Regions from separate parts of the Mus musculus genome. Here region 2 is linked to region 1. A link is a loop called in an ENCODE intact Hi-C map of the cell type or tissue named here. Cell type or tissue: heart. All regions are shown on one strand. Each heading gives the region's core, and the rest is flanking DNA. Links, peaks and the distances in the headings are about the cores only.

The links. A loop is a pair of places that touch in the nucleus more often than their neighbours do. Peaks named below come from ENCODE experiments on the same cell type or tissue, not always from the same donor. Only the 100,000 strongest peaks of a DNase experiment are listed, where the experiment ranks them.
Region 2: a loop joins it to region 1, with 5 times the contacts of the local background. A loop is called at or near these places in 3 of 42 quality-filtered maps.

Annotation. Positions count from the first base shown.
Region 1 is chr1:37,901,855-37,904,768 of GRCm38, forward strand. No RefSeq gene overlaps it. Among named protein-coding and RNA genes, the nearest start is that of Mrpl30, 13 kb to the left of the region's middle. In heart, for the core only: a CTCF peak has its summit at 1,486 (motif pointing right); no DNase peak of the experiment used is centred there.
Region 2 is chr1:38,787,980-38,790,893 of GRCm38, forward strand. No RefSeq gene overlaps it. Among named protein-coding and RNA genes, the nearest start is that of Lonrf2, 47 kb to the right of the region's middle. In heart, for the core only: a CTCF peak has its summit at 1,159 (motif pointing right); no DNase peak of the experiment used is centred there.

The sequences.
Region 1 (2,914 bases), core at 279-2,778:
GTGTGTGTGTGTGTGTGTGTTTGAGGGAGGGGGTGCACATTAGTGCAGGTGTGTGAATAGACCAGAAGAGGGTGCCAGATACCCTGGGTCTGGAGGTCCAGGGGCAGTGGGCACCGAGACCCAAGCGTTGACCTCTGGGAGAACAGTGTGAGCTCCTAACTGCTGAACTGCCGGGCAAGGGGAGAATCCTTTCATCTCCTTCCTTTTTCAGATACCTGGGAAAGTGAGAAGTCGTAAGAATTCTAGGGGAGACTCAGTAGTGGGAAGCCCGTGCAGCTCATTAAAGGAGAGCCTGCGTTCTTGTGCCCTTTGCTTTGCTTTGTCCTTGGTAATTTTCAGCTCAGGCCACACCAACATTTGCAAACTCTTTTGTTCCAGTGTTCTGGCACAGGTCTTAATGTTGAGTACTTATCAAGGCAAAAGCGTCATTGAACTACAAGCCTGAAATCAGCTTTTATTTATTAATGAGCTGAAAGCCAATTGCAGTTTTAATTTATTAATTATTGTATGTCTGGTATATGTGTGGCCTAGAGGAAACAGGAGCCCAAAGGCCACTTTAAAATGGTGTCTAGTTGGAGAGAAACCTGCCCATTTAGTGCCACAAGCATACCCCTGCCTACAGTGGGCTTGGAAAATCCTGTATACGTAGGAACTATTCTATGTCACCCTTTGGTGTTAATGTTACTATGGAGACCTGGAGAAACTAGGTTGGTTTTGTTTTGTTTTCTCTAAAGAGTTGCAGTTTGGGTAATCATCTTAACTTCAGCAGCCCACCACCGGAAGGATTGTTACGCTGAATATTTAGAAAATGAAGATGTCTAAAGAAGAGACAGTCAAGAGCATAGGCCGAGGGGGCGGCTCTCTGTTGTTACACAGGCAAAGCTGCATAAAGCACGCGCTTCCTCATGGTTTCTGTGAGGCTGCAGAGTGGTCAGAGCCCAGCTGGTAGCCTGCTTAGACCAGCGGTGCTCATTCTTCCTGATGCTGGGTCCCTTTAATGCAGTTCCTCATGTGGTGGTGACCCCCAACCAAAAAACTCTTTTGTTGCTACTTCATAACTGCAGTTTTGCTACTGTTGTGAATTGTAATGTAAATATCTGTGTTTCCCAATGGTCCTAGATGACCCCTGGGAAAAGGTCATTTCATCCCCAAAGGACTGACTACCTACAGGTTGAGAACCACTGGCTTAGTGTCTCACGGAGCTGCAATACATACTTCCTGCTAATAATGTGTGGTTCTCAGAGTTAAATGTGAGCAGGAATCTACTTCCAGATTCTGAGCTTGTTGGCAGAATTCACTTTTTTGTGACTGTAGAATGGGCAAGTCACCTCTTCAAAGCCAGCGCTGGGGGGAGGTGGGGCGGGGGCCTCTAGCAGAATGAACACCATTAAGCTTGTAAAACAATCATGGATGACTCTTCATCTAGGTCACATTCTACTGTCCAGAAGAAAACCACCCGTCTTGTCCCCTCTCAAGGAAAAGAGAAGTTACATGTGTGGCCAGGAGGTGGCAGGAGGTTTCAGCTGGTAGATTGGCTCCTCCCAATCTACCAGCTGAAACAATCCACCCTGTAGTCCACCCCCAAGGGCTCTGTGTGTGACAAGCTCTTCAGCTAGGTGTTCCTCTGCTTCACGTGGTCTCAAAACCTTGTAGAGACTCATTCCTTAGTCCTGACCTCGTGTCGCTAAGGATTATTCATTTAGGTTTATCTGGTTGGGACTGCATTTGTCTGGCCAGAGGTTTTGGTCTGGCCTCTGGTGACCAACTGACCATTTTTCTAGTAAGAGTCAGATATAAAACACTGGACACTAAATAAAGAAGCTTACCCTTAAAATGGCAGTCAGCAAGCTGAGTATTATTATCTGTGTATTATTTCTATTTTTACTTCCTTGCAATTTTAAAATATAAAGTGAGTGACCTTATGGCAGTGCCAAGCGTCCTGAAGGCACTGTTTGACAAAGTTCCAGAGCTTGGATGACCCGGACTGAGCCTCCAGTGCCCTGGGTAGAAATCCGCTACACACATGATACTTATGTTTCTCACTGCTAAAGGCCTCTCTGAAAGCTAGAGCTGGAACAAGAAGCTGCTGTAAACAAGAGTGGAATCAATGGCTGTTCCCTGGGAAAAACAGTTCTGCAGAAAACTGAGTCTTTCTTAGAACTTACTATTTAGATACACTTTTAGATTATTAATGAGTGTTGCTAGTAAGCATGAGACAGGATGTGAGAACAATTAGTAAAGAAGAAAAACTTAGGGAATTCTAGCAGCTGGCAAATGAATTGAATCACTAGGCTTTTAGATCTCGCTTCAGAAACAAGGAACTAGTGTGAATCGGAAGAGAGTTTGGCCACACAGTTAATGACAAACCTTGGTACCTTCCTGAAGGAAGCAGTTTTAGGAATCCTGATGTTGTTCTGCTCTTTACAGAATTGTAAGAAAGATGGGAATTGTATTGAAACATGGGTTCATGACAGAGACACAGAAGAAAGCATGCTGGCTCCGTGAACTGCCTGCCTTCCTGACCAGAACTTTTCTATATATTACAAACAAAGAACAGACCGCCTTTGCTTTTAAGCAAGGGGCTGCACAGTGTTTTAGGAATCTAAGAGAAAGGACAGTGGTCTTATGTCAATTATAAAAGAAATATAGAGGAAGGGAAGGAGGAATTAGACAGAGGTCAGAGAAATTGAACCTTTGTAGAAATCCAAGCTTGATACAATGGGGAGTAGGAAATAACTTTTGATCTATTAATTTTGTGCCAAACTGAAACAGAATCAAATTCAAAATGTCATCCTGTCTGGTATTTCTGCAACCACAAGGCTTTCTGACACCAATCTTAAGGAAGAAGATACTTAGTTTAAAGAAAATTGGGGGCTGGAGAGATGGCTCAATGGTTAAGAGTACCGACTGCTCT
Region 2 (2,914 bases), core at 155-2,654, 890 kb after region 1:
ATTGTTTGAAGCTATACCCCCATTTACACATACAAGTGTAAGCACTAAGGAAGCCTCTGCTAACACCACCCAGACGAAGTGCATGGGAACAGGGAAGGATTGCATGTGGCTGCTGCGGACACTTGCTGAGCTTGGCACAGCTTAGAAAGGGTCTTTTTTCCCCCTTCCCCCACATAACGTTAAGTCCCCTGAACATAGGTAGGTGGTTTAGTGGGATCCGTTCACACCTTCTGTTTTCTGTCCCTCACTTCCCTTTCTCTGGCTATAAATAAAACCTGCCTGAGACAAGGTGTAGTGAACTCTGAACCACTTCTCCTTGGGTCTGTAGGACTCAGTTCTGAAATGGCAAATGCAATCGGTCAAGATCCCACCAGACTAGACGGCTGCGGTGTGTCCTGTAAGAGTCATATGTGTGGGTTCTTAACAGATGCTAAGACTGGCCTGTAACGTTTCTGAAACCTTCCTTGTGAGGAGGACAAGGGCTACCCCCGCCCCCCCCAAAAAAAAACCCTTTCTTTCCTTTGCTCAACTGCTGCTCTTCTCATCTCAAGGAGAAGCCCTCCTGTGGCAGATTTGTGACTGAATCTAGACAGTGTTGATTAATAATGAGCAGTCTGCCATCTTGTCTGTTTGTACAGTTGTGTCCAATATTTTAAAAATATCACTTGAGGTGGTTGAATATATATGAATCGATAGAAGATACACACACACACATGAATTGATAGAAGATATGATTTAAGGTACGTATATCATTGGCTTCCCAAGAGGACTCACCCAAGAAATCTTAAAATTTGAGATCTCCTGTAGCCCTTGTGTTAGCTGACTGACAAAGAGATTGTAGGACAGAGAACTCACAGCTAGACTCTGACATACTGTTAATTGGAGACTAAGCAGAAATAATGGCACGTTAACAATGTAGCCCACTGGGAAAATGGAGTTGTCGTTATGACCAGATCTTTCAAACTAACCTCTTCCATCAGAAGTGCAAGTCTGCCCATGTCTTCCAAGGAAGGGAATTGTCTTGGGAAGGTCTGGGCGAGCACTGTGAAGCCTTTTGTTGTGGAATCTTAGCTCAAACTTGTCATCCAAATCTTACTTGATCCAAATCTTACCTGTAGCTAGTACCCTGGTTTCTGCCCTTGCAGTGCCTCAGAATTTCCAGTAGGTGGCACAAGCTACACCTCTCTACTCATCTGTCTTCCCACTAGAACTTAATTGAAAAGATGCTCACTTCTTCCTTTTCCCCTCCTTTCTCGTCACCTGTCTCCCATCTTTCTCTTTGACCAAAAAGAAAATAACATACAAACCAACCAAACAAACAAACTCCAAAAACAAACAAACACTCAGACTTTCTGTTGATTTGGCTGTGAGGATTAATTCAAAGGGGGCCACATGCAAAAGGGAAATGCTACCTTTAAAGATCATGGGGCAGGCAAGAAATGCCACAATGAACTCTTCTGAGTGGCCACTGGCTCTTGTCAGCCATACCTGTAACTGCTTTCACTTTTCAAAATTCACCTTGTACCAGGGACACCTGGATGCTGAGCCTCCTTTGCTTTTGACTACACCAGACAACATCCAATCCCAAATCCTACCTGGTAAACAGCAGTCAAAACAGACTGGTCAGTTCCCCCTAGACACCCCTCAGACAGTCTAGAAAGGCTGACTGGCTTTTTTCTCTTGAGGACCCTGCATGAATCTCCAGCATCGATGAGCATATGTAAAGACTGGGAACCCATGTGGACTCCAGATGTTGACAAACAGTAGAGGGAGGATATATCGGTTTGCTTTTCTGTTGCTGTATTTAAATACTGACCAAAACTAACTTGAAGAGGAAAGGGTTTATTTTAGCTTACAAGTCCATACTCAAGGAAACCCTAGGCAGGAGCTCAAAGGCAGGAATCGAGAGACAGGAACAGCAGAGACAATCCGGGAGCACTGTTTACTGCTTTGCTTCCCCTCCATTTCTGATGCGGCCAGTAGGCATTGCTCAGATAGATACTAGCTTTTGTTTTCACCACAGGCTGCAGCCTGCACATTCCGCAGCTGGGAAAGATGTTACAGCTGGAGCGCACCAGATGGACTCTGGTGCGCAGAATGGTTATTAAAGCGAGCCCCTGGAACTGACACTGATGGAAGGGAAGGGGAGGCGGTGTGGGTCAAGGGAGCAGTCAAGTCACAATGCCAGGCCATCAATAAGCTCAGTCACCAGAATGATCCCTCGGTGATGGCCCGTGGCAGGCAGAGCCCAGCCTTGATAGACCCATATTGATTAGGCTCAGATGTGAGCTGTTCAGAATGCAGAATGACCACAGGCAAGGCAGCTCTCTGTGGCTCAGCCAGCTCTGCTAAAAGGAGCAGAGAGCAGGGGCTTGTATACAGGCAGCATGGGCAGCAGCCATCAAGCAGGGCTTAATCATAAGAGCCAGGAAGGTGCATTATGTGTGCTAGCTACAGTCCACCCTAAGCCCCTCTGGTTTCTCTTGCAAGATCCCTGTTGACTTATCTTCTCAGGGGAAACTTGAGGAGGATGGGGAGAGGGTACATGACTCAGCAGCAGAACAGCTTCTCAGTCACACAGGAATTCCTGTATCTGTTTTCTGGGGCCTTAGAAAAAGAAAATAGTAGAAAGGAAGTTGAATGCCAACATCTTTGGCTGTGTTGTTGTAGAGACCCAGGGCTATCATTTGTGTCTCACAGTTTGCATCTATAGGGTCTGGTCTAGCCTCGTCCTCAGCTATGCCTCAGATATCCCCAATGGCTTTCCTGAGAGGTGTGAGCCCCTCATCCTTCAGCTACACTTAGCTACAACCATCCACACTGAACAAGCGCTATCTCAGGAGTCACTTCTGTTCTGCAAGTCTTCTCTTCCTCATTGTGCTGTGTAAGGGCTGCTGGCACCCCCTTCCCCTTC